Linked DNA regions of Homo sapiens: all the other regions are linked to region 1. Evidence: chromatin loops called from intact Hi-C (ENCODE). Cell type or tissue: PC-9. All regions are shown on one strand.

The links. A loop is a pair of places that touch in the nucleus more often than their neighbours do. Peaks named below come from ENCODE experiments on the same cell type or tissue, not always from the same donor. Only the 100,000 strongest peaks of a DNase experiment are listed, where the experiment ranks them.
Region 2: a loop joins it to region 1, with 2.9 times the contacts of the local background. A loop is called at or near these places in 8 of 110 quality-filtered maps.
Region 3: a loop joins it to region 1, with 12 times the contacts of the local background. A loop is called at or near these places in 2 of 110 quality-filtered maps.

What each region holds. Positions count from the first base shown.
Region 1 is chr2:224,084,681-224,089,680 of GRCh38, reverse strand. No RefSeq gene overlaps it. Among named protein-coding and RNA genes, the nearest start is that of SERPINE2, 48 kb to the right of the region's middle. In PC-9, no CTCF peak of the experiment used is centred here; DNase peaks (open chromatin) are centred at 2,930 and 4,220; H3K4me3 peaks cover 1,558 bases; H3K27ac peaks cover 3,387 bases.
Region 2 is chr2:224,140,263-224,145,262 of GRCh38, reverse strand. No RefSeq gene overlaps it. Among named protein-coding and RNA genes, the nearest start is that of SERPINE2, 100 kb to the right of the region's middle. In PC-9, CTCF peaks have their summits at 2,063 and 2,278; DNase peaks (open chromatin) are centred at 2,382 and 2,722; H3K4me3 peaks cover 1,550 bases; H3K27ac peaks cover 2,608 bases.
Region 3 is chr2:224,219,790-224,224,789 of GRCh38, reverse strand. No RefSeq gene overlaps it. Among named protein-coding and RNA genes, the nearest start is that of FAM124B, 180 kb to the left of the region's middle. RefSeq lists a silencer at 3,911-4,111 and an enhancer at 3,784-4,983. In PC-9, no CTCF peak of the experiment used is centred here; DNase peaks (open chromatin) are centred at 2,979 and 3,979; H3K27ac peaks cover 3,219 bases.

The DNA of each region.
Region 1 (5,000 bases):
CAAACTATGCTCAACTCACTCTCTACAGTTCTCATAACTTCCAAAATCTATTTTCTTCCTCCCACCTGACACATATACTTTCTGCTGCCTGGCTCCTTCAGCTATACTCACTCTTTGTTGAGTCTCCCACAATTACCATTGTCCCTGGCCCAGACTTCAATCTGGCCTCCCACATTATTCCGGATACCACACCTGAACCCCATGACTGTATCTCTCTGATCCACCTGACATTCACTCCATTTCCCCATATTTCCTTCTTTCCTGTTCCTCATCCTGATCACACCTGGTTTATTGATGGCAGTTCCACCAGGCTTAATCGCTGCCACTCACCAGCAAAGGTAGGCCATGCTATAGTATCTTCCACATCTGGCTACCACTCTGCCCCCCTCCACCACCTCTCAGCAAGCCAAACTCATTGCCTTAACTCGGGCCCTCACTCTTGCAAAGGTACTACATGTCAATATTTATACTGACTCTAAATATGCCTTCCATATCCTGCACCACCATGCTGTTATACGGGCTGAAAGAAGTTTTCTCACTACACAAGGGTCCTCCATCATTAACGCCTCTTTAATAAAAACTCTTCTCAAAACTGCTTTACTTCCAAAGGAAGCTGGAGTCATTGACAGCAAGGGCCATCAAAAGGCATCAGATCCCATCACTTAGGACAACACTTATGCTGATAAGGTAGCTAAAAAAGCAGCCATCAAAAGGCTGATCCCATTGCTCAGGACAATGCTTATGCTGATAAGGTAACTAAAAAAGCAGCTGGCGTTCCAACTTCTATCCCTCACGGCAGTTTTTCTCCTTCTCATCTGGCCACTCCCACCTACTCCCACTAAAACTTCCACCTATCAATCTCTCCCACCCAAGGCAAATGGTTCTTGGACCAAGGAAAATATCTCCTTCCAGCCTCACAGGCCCATTCTATTCTGTCATCATTTCATAACCTCTTCCATGTAGGTTACAAGCTGCTAGCCCATCTCTTAGAACCTCTCATTTCCTTTCCATCATGAGAATCTATCCTTAAGGAAATCACTTCTCAGTATTCCATCTGCTATTCTACTAATCCTCAGGGATTTCTCAGGACCCCTCCCTTCCCTACACATCAAGCTCAGGGATTTGCCCCTGTCCAGGACTGGCAAATTGACTTTACTCACATGCCCCAAGTCAGGAAACTAAAATACCTCTTGGTCTGGGTAGACACTTTCACTGGATGGGTAGAGGCCTTTCCTACATGGTCTGAAAAGGCCACCACGGTCATTTCTTCCCTTCTGTCAGACATAATTCCTCGGTTTGGCCTTCCCACCTCTATACAGTCCAATAACAGACTGGCCTTTATTAGTCAAATCACCCAAGCAGTTTCTCAGGCTCTTGGTATTCAGTGGAAACTTCATACCCCTTATGCCTCAATCTTCAGGAAAGGTAGAACACACTAATGGTCTTTTAGAAACACACCTCACTAAGCTCAGCCTCCAACTTAAAAAGGAGGACTCTGTCAAGGATACAGCCCAAAAACTTGCCAACCATGCAAGTAATTAGGCTGAACCCCCTTATGCACTCTCTAATTGGATGTTCTGGGCCCTCCCAATTCTTAGTCCTTTAATACCTGTTTTTCTCCTTCTCTTATTCGGACCTTGTGTCTTCTGTTTAGTCTCTCAATTCATACAAAACTGCATCCAGGCCATCACCAATCATTCTGTATGACAAATGCTCCTTTTAACAACCCCACAATATCGCCCCTTACCACACAATCTTCCTTCAGCTTAATCTCTCCCACTCTAGGTTCACACGTTGCCCCAATCCCGCTTGAAGCAGCCCTGAGAAACATCGCCCATTATCTCTCCATACGACCCCCCAAAATTTTCGCTGCCCCAACACTTTACCACTATTTCGTTTTATTTTTCTTATTAATATAAGAAGACAGGAATGTCAGGCCTCTGAGACCAAGCTAAGCCATCATATCTCCTGTGACCTGCACGTATACATCCAGATGGCCTGAAGTAACTGAAGAATCACAAAAGAAGTGAAAATTGCCAGTCCCTGCCTTAACTGATGACATTACCTTATGAAATTCCTTCTCCTGGCTCATCCTGGCTCAAAAGCTCCCCCACTGAGCACCTTGTGACCCCCACCGCTGCCTGCCAGAGAACAACCCCCTTTGACTATAATTTTCCACTACCCACCCAAATCTTATAAAATGTCCCCACCCCATCTCCCTTCACTGACTCTCTTTTCAGACTCAGCCTGCCTGCACCCAGGTGATTAAAAAGCTTTATTGCTCACACAAAGCCTGTTTGGTGGTCTCTTCACATGGACGCGAGTGAAAAATAATGCCCCAGAAGTAGGGCTCCTCTAGATTTCTCTGAACTAACAAACAAATCAATAATGATCAGGCTGGTTTGGATGATAAATATATTTCCTTCTCTGCTAATTTCATAGGAATGGCAAATCCACATATTGTTTGTAAGATAAAGCTCATGGATTATAATCTTGAATCCTAAATCCTGACGCTGATATGCTGTTTCCTCTGCTCCCTGATCCTATGAGGTAGCAGAATGGCACAATTTCCTAGGATCACTCTAGCTGCTATTGCTGAAATCATGCCTACACTTTTAAGGCTAACACAGAGCACATAGTCAGCCCATGTAATAATTCAGCCCACAAATGAATCTTACTTGGATGATATAGTGTAATTTCTTTCTTTTGTTTTTAGGGGGCAGGTGGTCCCCAAATCGAAATGGTCCTTTGTACTCCTTATTGTGTTTTTCTCAATGTAGGCAACTGCCTGGTCCCTGAAGCCATATGAATTGCACATCTCCTAGTGAAATGTAGCAATTTTACTAGAAGACGTGTGATAGTATTGGCTAATAGGCCCACTTAGTGTTACTAATAATTCTTTGTCTACTAGGCACACCCATGTAGAGCTGGCTTGGTCATCCTGACTCATGGGCTCATATTTCAAGCTTACTCAGACAGTTAATTGTCAGAGTGTTTGATTCCAAAAACCACATGCTAAATTTCACTGAGTTATGGCACTTTGGTATTTCCTAAGTTATGGCATTTTGGTATTTTGCTGTTAAAATGCTGGAAACAATATGCCTGAAATTTTCCCCTAGTAGAATATTTAATTTTTTAATTTAGCATTTTTATATTTTAAGCTGGCCCAATAAACCCCAGAACAGAGTTTAAAATGTACCCAGAAGCTTGAGTTTACGAGGCAGAACAAATACCAATCAGACTTACAAGTCTTTCTCGCATGGAAAACTTGACCTACTCATGTTGAGTGAGTGTTCCACAGAAGAAGCTTTCCTTAGCCAAACATTCTGGGAAAACTCTCTGATAAGTATAGGTAAATAACCTTTTTTGTTGGTCTTTAGTATGCTCCAAGAAGAGCTACAGTACATGCTACTTCCCAAATACATTTGTCTAGTAAAGTCTTTTTGTACAAAATATAGTCTTGTACAAAATATAAAGTCTTTTGTACAAAATATCTGCTCACTAGTATTCGAAGGCACATGCTTTGAGAAAGGCTGATGGAAGCTGGTGAGCAGAATGCGTGACAAACACTTAATAAACACTTAATCCTGGTGCCTGAGCTACCCCTAAACAACAATCAGACCTTTTGAGCAAATCTCACAACTGCTATGAGTTACTCTTCATTCATTTAGAAAGTTAATAGGTTATATTCTCTTCCAGCTCAAATAGTTTCTGACTTGCCTCAGAGCTTCATAATATTATATTTGGTCACTTTCACTAAATGATTAATGGAGACAAAGAAAAAGAATACTACCGTATTAAACAGAATTCTAGGACTTTCCAGGGCAACCTGACTTTGCAGAACTACAATTAGTATTCCAAGGTAACATGGTAATAATTTCCTGAGACTCGTGGCATTTTCTCTAAGTGGTGTTTCAAGTCGTGAAGTGTTAAGATCACTAAAAAAGTCTGCTGTTGGCTGCTTTATTAATCCAAGATTTTTCAATGGAATCATCACCAGAACCCTTAGACAATCCCACTTGTAGTACAGAAACTGAGAGAGGCTAAAGAATTTCCTTATTCAGTTTCTTAACGTTGGTAGAAGTAGGTCTAAAGTTAGGACTCCCAGGGCTTCCAATTTATCTATATGGTTGGGTTTTCCTTCTTTACTGCAGTGAATGAGGATGGAAAAGGAGGTCACAGGTCCATCTCCTCTCCTTCTGAGTCTTCACTTCCTAGGGTTTATATCTAATGACTCATCTTCAGTATTAGCTTAAGTGGCCTGGCAACAACCAGAACACTGTTTTCAACAGCAATTTGTCTTTCAATGGCTCAGGAAGTGGGATCATTTTGTACAAGTCACAAATACAGCCCACCGAGCTCCCCAGTTTATGACTTTTCTTTTTAAACTTAAGATATAGGAAAAAAAATATTCACTTGTTTATCAACCTAAGGAAAAATAGGTTTTCTTGTTATGAATAAGAACAAAGAGTTGGCTGAAAATACCACTTCTAATTAGGTAATGAAGTTGTAATAAAGTACATTCAAAATGAAAATTAATTTCCATTAAGCAACTCACTCTCGGCACTGTTTGTTCTTATCACAGATACAAACATATGCTTTGACTTTTCTTCTGGATAATAATCTGTACTTGAAGAATGGAAAGTTTTCTGTTATATATTTGAGTCCAGAAAAGCTACCTAACTGTCCTACATGAGAAATGGCCAATGTTTGGTGGTGGATGGAAAGTATACATGAATTTATATCTAATTTTTCCAACAAGGTTTGGTGGAAATGAATATGTGAGTGTGTGTATGTGTGTGTGTGTGTGTGTGTGTGTGTGTGTGTCTACACAAAAGATGGAAACAACTCAAACTAGCACTTAAGCAAAAAAAAAAAAAAAAGTAATGTATTGGCTGGGAAATCTGAAATGTGTATCTGGTTTCAGTATGATAAGATCTGGGCCCCAGTTTGTGATTCCTGTACTCTCTTCTCCCTCTCTCTCCATATACCTCTGCTGG
Region 2 (5,000 bases), 56 kb before region 1:
ATGCTTGATTTGAAATTATTTTAGATAATACACATTGATTGAATGAGGCTCTTTCCCCTGAACCCCATTTTCCCTCAGCATTCCTCTACCATGAAAACATGTGCACACTCAGACACACACACCTAACATACCAAGGACATTTTCATCAAAATATTTGATTGGATTCAACTGGATCTCCTTCATTTTACAACTCAGTTTGAGAGTCTAGGTACAGACAAGCTCAAATCCAGTCTTATTTTCATTTATACCCTATTACATTATTTATTAGATAATGGGTTGTTGTCCCTATTGTAATCCTGAGTGAAAATTGGTATCCCTGACAGAGTAAATAAATAGAGGGAAAACCAAAACATTTTCAAGTGAATCACTACATTTCTCATTGAATGTATAGCTATATTTTGCAAGTTTCCTTTTTATTTTTATAAATTGATGATCCCCCAGGGAAGCATCTACACAGACAGCGTCCCATATAGACAGTGTCTCACATGCTTTAACCTCTTACTTCAAGTGACTTGTTGGCAAGTGGTCCTCCAAAAAGAGACTTGTTCTATTTCAACTTATTCTGGTTGTGAGAGCCTTGATGTAATGCCTCAAACTTGTTTTTTCAGTAAAGTGTGTGGATTTTAAGCATTGTTTAATATCAATAGACTCAGGAACTGGACTTATTTTCTCTTTTTTTAAACTCTGTGAAATTGCACAGGTTTTGGTGATTTCTGATTTTTCACAGGTTTTTTTTTAATGTTTCCTAACAAAGCAATTATTAAAAGCCTTGACCCTGAGTCTATCTCACATGCTCCATTTAAATTTACTTCTATGAAGTGGCCCTCTTTTAAGACAATTAGGAAGCTATTCAGTAATTCTTTGAATTTAACCCCTAACATATTCATAGCTGGGTTCTTACAATGAAGTTTCTTTGTCAGAATCCCACTACCTTTAGAATATTTTATTAGGATTTCAATATTTCCAAATTTAGAGGCATAAAATCTCAAAACAATCTTGGCAATATGTTCCAGTATGAACAATATGTGGCGCTGGGTGCAGTGGCTCACGCCTGCAATCCCAGCATTTTGGGAGCCCGAGGTGAGTGGATTGCTTGAGCCCAGGAGTTCGAGACCAGCCCAGGCAAAAGGGCAAAACCCGGTGTCTATTAAAATAATAATAATAATAATACAAAATTAGCTGGGCATGGTGGCCTGTGTCTATAGTCCCAGCTACTCAGGAGGCTGAAGTAGGAGGATCGCTTGAGCCAGGGAGGTGGAGACTACAATGAGCCAAGATTGTGCCACTGCACTCCAGCCTGACAGCCTGAGTGACAGAGACAGACTTTGTCTCAAAAAAAAAAAAAAAAATTATAATACCTTACTCAGTAGAATATTCTGATACATTTCTTAACTGAAACATACATCATCTTTATTGACCCCACTTCATAACACAAGTGCTATCATTCTGGTCGAGTCAGAAGAGGTGGTGCTAAGACACCACTGCCTGTTTGGAGGACTTCTTATGTGCTGGGCAGTTCCAGAAGCACCCATGCATGGGAGGCTGTATCCAGGAGTTGAAGATGATTTGTGGAGTGGTTTTCTTAATGGTTGCTGATTCCTAGAATTGCTTAAACAGTAAAAGCATAAGCCTATGTTACTAGGCTCTATTTATTAATGAGCCTTTGGCTTTGATTTTGGCTTGATTGATTAAGCTCATTGCCATCCATAATCCCCAAAATTAGTTGTAGAAAGAGTGCAGAAGAAGACCTTGTTGAGGAGCACCAAGATGACACTCAGTAAAGTACACAAATTTGCGAAAATTTTGCTTCTGATATTCATATAATCCAATTTTCTTGATATTTAGAAAGAAATATATTCCTTATCCTCCTCCTGCCACAGAAGAAAAAAAGGTTTACTTGTTGCTTTCAAATGTCTATCAAGATCATTACATTTTTTTCTTTCATTTACACATGTAGCAGACAAGAGGTAAGGCAAAGTGGAGTCCTTACATCCCAGAAATGTTTTATCTGACCCAGTAAAACAATTTTGTTTTGATTTTTCTTTTAAAGCCAATATATATTTATTATGGGTTTTGTATTTTTGTTATTTTCCAGATGTTATTTAGTCTTTGATTTTCTGTCACCATTTACTGGCCAGAAGAGGGCTCAAAAGTGTTGGAAATTCTAGACAACTCCTGTTGTTTTCTTTCCCTTGAACTGATTTGTATATATTAACAATTGTTTTTGTAAATTGCTTCGTGGGATCTTGGGTGTCACTTTTAGCTGTCATTTTTTTTTTCCTTTTTTATACACTTCACAGGATAGCAGTATTTACTTTTATGCAGCTCAGATTTCATGGTTCAGCAACATTTGTTCTAATGACAAATCTCCTGTCTTTTATGCAGTGAGTCAATGACACATTTGGAGTAATTTGATTAATACACTACTTTTTAAATAGTCAACAAAACCCCATATTTCATAGCTTCACTTCAACAGGAAAAAGTTTACATGCTTCAACTGTTATGACAACCTTAAGTCATATCTGAAGTATTTTAGAACATTTATCTCCATAGTCAATGCCTACTTTATTACTTCCCTTATTTTGTTTTTCTTGTCACTCTTTTTTCCCCTTCTATTACTTTTGGATCATTTATAAGAGCAGTTTCTACGTCAAATTTAGTACACTGAAGTTCGAGGTTACATTATTCAAGATGACTCATATGAGGAAAAGTAGATCCAGACATAAGCAACCCTTTTGCCCTGGGCAAGTCATTTAATTTTTGTGAAACCCAGAAAAACAGATTGAAGATCTCTAAGGTTGGTTCAAAAGCTTGCTACATCACCGGAACCCTAACCAGAATCCATTTTTCAGCCTGCAGGCAGGCTAGCACCATTGCATCAGAAGAAATTTTTATTTTTCCTTTCTCCATTAGCCAAACATATATGTACTATATTCCACAATAGGCTAGTTACTGTTACCTAAAGCCCTGTAACTTCCAATATTTCCTGTAGAAATTCAGAGTCCTTAAATGGGCAATATTTTTATACAAGAGTTTTCTCTGAGCAATCCCCACACAGCAACCTCGCTCACTCTGCAGTCACCAGGGCTGGGCATATTATAATTCTGTGCTCTCTGGATAACTTGGCCAGGCGGGTATGGCAGCCTGCTTTTGGTCCCTAGTCATTGTGCTTCCCCTGGAAGTTAACAGGGAGCCTTCTCCTAGAAGTTAACAGAAGTTCTTTCCAATCTGGCCAATGATTACAGTTTGTAGTAAAAAGTACACGTTTTGAATAATGAGATGCCTCTTTGCCGCCAGAGGTTGGTTTCTCTTCAAAAGAGCTCTGCGTATAAAACCTCATTCATCTCATCTTACGAATCAGAGCCCCATTTCCCTTGTACAATAGAAAAGCCAACATATAATATGACAAATACTACTTCTAATTCTACTGTCTTTTAACTTTCATATCATTGCTTTCCTACTTTGATGTGCACACTAATTATCTGGAGATCTTGTTAAAATGCAGATACTTGTTTAGTCTGGGGTAGGGCCCAGATTCTGTATTTGTAACAACGTTCTAGGAGCTGCTTGCTGTTGGTGGTCTGTGACCACTCTCAGAATAGCAGACTAACCAATAGCATGCATTGGGCATTCCTCACCTGTTCAGGGATAGATAAGGTACTCAGTTGTTCTAGTAAGGCAAGAAATACAGTCAAATCATTTAGGAGTATTCACAAAAATCTTGCTCTTATTTTATCCCCCATTCCAAGTGAAATTGCTTGCTCAGCAGTTCCAACACACGGCCCAAGGGCTGATCTCAATTTCCTTAAACTACTCCTGGAGTAGAAGAAATCTCATGACCCCTAACGAGTTAACACTAAACTTATTTACTACTTTAAAAAAAAAATCATTATCTGAAAGATCATACCCTAAACGAGCCTGGACAAAGGCAACACGATTATTTTACATGTCTCTTATAACGTTCCTATGGATATTCTAAAGTTTCTTCACTGTTAATTGTATAATCTCCTTAATTTATTCAGAAGAACGCCAGTGCTATCCCATCAATCCACCTGTGTTTTGAGTGCTCATTATGCTGAAGTCACTGGGAGAGGTAAATGATGCAACAAAAAGCAGACAATACTGTTCTTTTCCTTGGACACAGGTTCATATTGAATGCTTACAATGTACCAAAGATTTTTCTTGGCTCTTTTTGTAATTTGCCTCTTTGAATTTTTACAAAGCCTCCGAAGTAGTTATTATTATTATTTTAACGTTATAGGAACTGGGGACAAGTTGCTTGTTCAAGCTCACACAACTAGCAAATGGTGGATCAGAACTTTAACTCAGAAAGTCAAGCTTAGGGCAGGGCACAGTGGCTCACGCCTGTAATCCCAACACTTTAGGAGGCCAAGGTGGGTGGATCACTTGAGGTCAGGAGTTCAAGACCAGACTGGCCAACATGGTGAAACCCCATCTTTACAAAAAAAAAATACCAGAAAAAAAAAAATTAGCCAGGTGTGGTGGTGCACACCTGCAGTCCCAGCTAAGGAGTCTGAGGCACGAGAATTGCTTGAACCTGGGAGGTGGAGGTTGTAGTGAGTCAATATCATGCCACCGCACTCCAGCCTAGGTGACAAGGTAAGACTCTGTCTCAAAAAAAAAGACAGTCAAGCTTGGGTGCATGGATTTTCAAACAGTATAGTCTACTGTGTATATATCTCATGAGCACAAATGTAAATCTACCTAATTCTTGCAAAGAATTTTGATGAGTGGAGCTGAGGGCTAGAGAACTGCTTTCCCTGTAAACAAAGATATTGCCCTTTCCCCTCTAGGGCAGAAAGGAGGATGTGGGGCTTACTGGGCAACCAGGTCTGGTCCAAGCCCAGGTGTCTGTGCTTCCAAGCTGTGTTACCTTGGGCTGGCTCTTTCATCTCCTTAAGACTTAGTTTCTGCTATGGATGGAATATTTGTGTTCTCCCCAAAATGTGTGAGTTGAAACCCTAATTCCAATATGATGG
Region 3 (5,000 bases), 140 kb before region 1:
CATGGCACAGTGGATTGTTCCCCTAGTGGTTATAACTGATCTCAAGTAATTTACTGATCAATGACTCCTAAATTCAGTGTAAACTGAATTGATAGAGATTAGTAAGTGACACTAAGCTTAAAAACAAACCATAAAGAAGAAACTTGAAGTGGAATAGACTTGAATCTGTAGGAATTATGAGCATATTGTGAAGACTTAGATACTTGGAAATGCCACATATTAAGGCATTATTCCCTTTCACAATGGCTTGACATTTCTATAATTTTCACTTTTGGCATGTGTATTTTTTGTGTTAATATGAGTAACATAGCCAATTTAATTTACTTTAAATGTACGCTATAGAAAAGATGTTGCATTCTTGGGTTCAATTTTTATTTCCATCTGGAAGTCATTTTTGTTTTGAAGCAGTAGAATATATTCCATTTTAAGAAGAAAGTCAGTGGGAAAAAGTTTGCTATATAAAACCTTGCTTCACAGTTAACTTCCATATCTGTTCCACATATTGAGGTGCTTTTTTTTTTTTTGTATTCTTCTTCCAAGCTCTTACTATAGATTTGCAAAATGTTGAGGGTAGAAGAAAAGAAATACACACTCTCTCTGCTGAAGCAATTCAATGTTTTTATTTTTAATTACTTTCATAGGATTTCCTTAAAATAGTTCAATAAGAAATATTGTTGCCAATTCTGTTGTCCAATCTTACTAAGTAATATCAACATAGTTGGGCTAAATCTTATTTTTTTCCACGACACATAACTAATTCTCATTGCTGTTTCTATTGGCAGATGTTTCCCTTCTTAATCTGACTCTACATTTTATCTTCAAAGAATAAACATTCTTCTCTCTACTAAGAACATCAAGAGACAGAAAAGCATTTTTTAAAAAATTTCCTTTCCTTATAGTCAAAGCTAGAACCTCTCAGACTGCCAAAATGGTTTCCTCTTTCCCAAGTCAAATTTGTCAAAAAGTAAGACTTGTAGTTTTTCCTAAAAGTTTAGATAGTTAATTTAGGATTTACAAATCAATCAAATATTAAGTGCCAGGAATATTCATATGTAGCTAAAGGTGTACCGTAATCTTACAGCTGAAAGTGAGGTCAAAGGAAAGACATTGAAGCTAAATAATGGGAAACAAGATATTTCTGAACTTTTGCAAAGCTTCTCCCTCCCCAGTTTCATTAAGGAAAAATATATCTATAAAATCAAAGTCAAAAGATATTTCAAATTCTGAGGTTCAGACTGACAATGTTAGCATGCTTTGCTATGGTGGACTATTGAGAAGATATAAGTTACCTAATTAAGATCAAGTATGTAAATGCATCTCTACGGTATCCTGGCAATGGTTTAGACCATCAAGACTTTTGCAGTTTTCTGGTGCCTGATTAATCTGATGCGTAAGCTTTTTGCAATTTGTTCTTTATTGAAAATTGCACATCTTCCTCTTATTACAAAAATTGTTATAAATTCTATGTTAAAATACTTTTCTCATCTTTTTTCCTGCCTTCTAGTCTAACCAATCTAGTGTAAAGCATTCTGCTAAGTATTCCTTTTGCAAGCTTTCTGTTGATAAGTATTTTTCTCCAGCAAGATTCCTTCCAAAGGCTAATCATAGAATTGCTGACTAAAGGCATTTTTATAAATAATTTGCAGTGGTATTGGACTATGGTTTAGCTGTGGAGGGCGATCATATAATTTGGAGTTTCCACTAACATTGTCTTCCTTGTATGTGCACTCAAGGGTGTATCCTGATGTTTGAAAAATAGAAAATTAACAGAGCTGGGGAGGAGGAAGAAGCTGGAGAAAGAGGAGGAAGTGGAAAAAGTGGTGGGAGTCTTTCTCCCTGGCTGTGTCCAGTGAGTTATGGGATCGAGACAAAGCTACTACATTTCCCATCCCCATCTGCCTTCAAATAACTTTTAGCAACTGAGGACTGACAATAATATATTTAATTAGCTTTCTCTTCTTCATACCCAGAGGCAGTTTACTTCAGGCCCCCGTTATTTTCCCCCTGAATTCCTGCAATAGCCAGCAAACTGCTCTGCTTGCCCTGTGGCTTTGCCAGTCCTGCAACTCATCTCCTACCAGCTACCAGAAGGATTTTACTCATAGTGAATTTGATCATGCCTATCTCCCTGTTTAAGAATTCTTCAGAGAAGGGCCTCAGGATAAAGAACAATCTATTTTTATGCCATGGTAGCCCAAAGTGTGAACATGGTGAAGCTATGACCATATATTACAAATCCTAAGCACAGAAGCAACTCATTACTTCTGATCACACGGCAGTGGCTAGAATTTAATCACACGGTCACATTTATTTGCAAAGGAGGCTGGGAAATGTAGTCTATTACTGTGCCCAAATAAGATGAGAATGTATTTAGGAGGATAGTTAGCCTTCTCTGCCACAGCAGATTGTTTTAAAAAATCGCTAAGCAATCACAATAAATATTCATGAATACGGAATTTTTCTCACTAGCAGAAAAAAGAGAATTGACATTTATTGAATGTCTACCATGTGCTTAGCACAGTTTTTCTAGGAGAAATACTTGGTCTTATTCATCTTTCTACCTCCTGAACTTAGCAGATTGTCTAGCACACAGTAAACACTCCAAAAAAAAAAAAAAAAAAAACTACTAAACTGAACTTTATAAAAATGTGGAATTTTTTAAATATATGAATAACAGCAGGCTTTCATAATCTTGTTCATTTTTCCTTTTTTTCTGCATCTCCCCCTGATACTGCATTATTATTTTTTCTTTTGTTTTTCTTAGTTAAGCCTTAATTGTTAATGCTTTTCTACTGTCACTAATTAAAAGAAGCAGCTGACTTGAAGGTGAGGGTTGCTTACTATTCTTCAACAACTGTCTCAAACTGACTTCTAGTTGATTATTTCCTTACCAGAAAGGTGATTCAGACAAGTTCATGATTTTTATACATGTGATTGCTGATGACTAAGCATGGTTTTTCTGGGTTACTTCCTAAGGAGAGCATTTACCAGGAAAGTGCGAATTGATGCCCAAGTCATCACCCCTCTGGGCAAAGGAATTCCTTTCAAATTCCAAAGGAGCGTGTGCTGGCTCACTCCTTATTGTAAAAACAAATCACTGTTTAGAGTTGAAATGTGGCTCAAAGGCCTGGTTGATCCTGATCCGTTTTCTGTAGGAAGTGGGTGCGGGGAGGTGGGAGGAACGGCCTCATATCCCAGGAGGTTTAGTAACAGAAGTTGTATCTGTTGGGAACAAAGTGTCAAAGAAGAGAGGCTGCTGGTCTAGGAGGGAAAGGGCCTCCTCTGAGCCAGCCATGTGGGTCAGGTCAGTCCTGATGATCAATGAAGAGACTGCTGCCAAAGCCAGATCAACTTCTCATCCACAGTGGGGTGGGATTCTTCTGATGCACACAATCACGGTCACTTGGCAGCTGTAGAGCTAGCCCCAGTTTTACCCAAAATATTGCCAAGATCTCACTCATTGTTCCCCTCCCCAGCTTTTCTTGGGTCTGTGAAATGCTTATGCCATTTATAATCTTGCCCACGTTGTCTAGGTCTGGTCAGGAGAGGGCAGATTCCCAGGTTTCCCAGGCTGGGTGGTCCCAAAGTCTCCAGCAGCCACTCCCTCACTATCCGTGGATAGTGGGGTTTTTCTCTTCCTCCTCATGCTGTTAAGGTTGTAACTGGCATCTCCATGGACTGCTGAGGGCTCTTGAGTCCAGTGAGTGGGCAGAGCCAGCCAGGGTTTCCTTTGAACAAAGCTGGGATTCTCAAACCAGGGACACAGACATCAATTACCAGCCACTCTGGCCAAAGGTGCTAGTCTCTACCTCCTGCTCTTTTGATAGAAGCTCCCAAATTTCTCAGGACCAAAAAGATTCTCTAGAGACTTGTCTTTCTCAATTAGATTTTATCTACGGCAAATGCCATTTCCATAATAAGTTCTGGAACTGTCTCCAACTCCAAACTTCAATATTGAATGTCTATTTCCTTATGCTTTTCTAAGAATGACTTAGCATTGTCTCAAATGACTCATCAACAAGATGCCAACATTCTCTCTCATTTTCTCTCATCTTTGAGGCAAGAATCTCATAGAAGAGCAAATCTGTGTAAAGCTGGATTTAACTTTTTTCTGCACCTACACCCCGCCTTGGGGAACCCGGGAGCAGGGATTGAGGAGGTATTGCTTCCTCTGGTTGAGAATCATTGAGGAAAAACTGAGACAGGGAAGTAGGAAGTACTGAACTCTGAACTGTGTTCAGGAAACCAAATGACAATTTTGGAGGTGTCAACTCTGCAACAATTCTGGGCAGTTTACTGTTAAGAACTCAGGAAGAACTAGTGAGTCAAGTCATTATTTCAAGTTTCCAGTTGTAATTTTCTTAACTGCTTTATTTATACATGTTCCTCATGACTCCGGAGCCAGTTAATTCTATCTCTGAGTTATGTAGTAAATGTTCATCCAGCAGACAGGTTGCACATGACTCCCACTGGCCATGGAATCGAAGTGTTCCTGTCATCACTATTTTGGTTCCTGGGGTGACCTTAACTACCTTGTAAAAGCTGGACAAACTGTCTAGATTTGAAGTAATTGGTGATGAAATTGGTCAAACAATATTTAGGATGATATCATATCCGGAAAATCTCTTGCAAAAGAAAGTACTTTTAGAGGAAACACAAAAAGGAATTTTAAAAATACTATTTGGGTAATGCCCCTACGGGATTTTTTTTTGGCTAACAGGAAATGCATCTGAAAGTCGTTTCCCCTGACTGGGAAGGCCTGTGGGATGAATGAATGAGTCCTGCTGTTCTTCGGAATTACCTTACCATGGATGCTGGCATGCCACCCCAGCGGCACCCCAGGGCATCTGCCTAGATGAGTGGTTGTCACTTTTCTTCCCCAAGCCTGCCCTGGACCAAAGCTCTTCCTCAAATTTGTAAACTATGGAGTCACAGCATCATTGGTATTCATCATTCCTGCTGGCTTTTGCCCATGAGGGAAGGTCTCTGTCTTTAGTTTA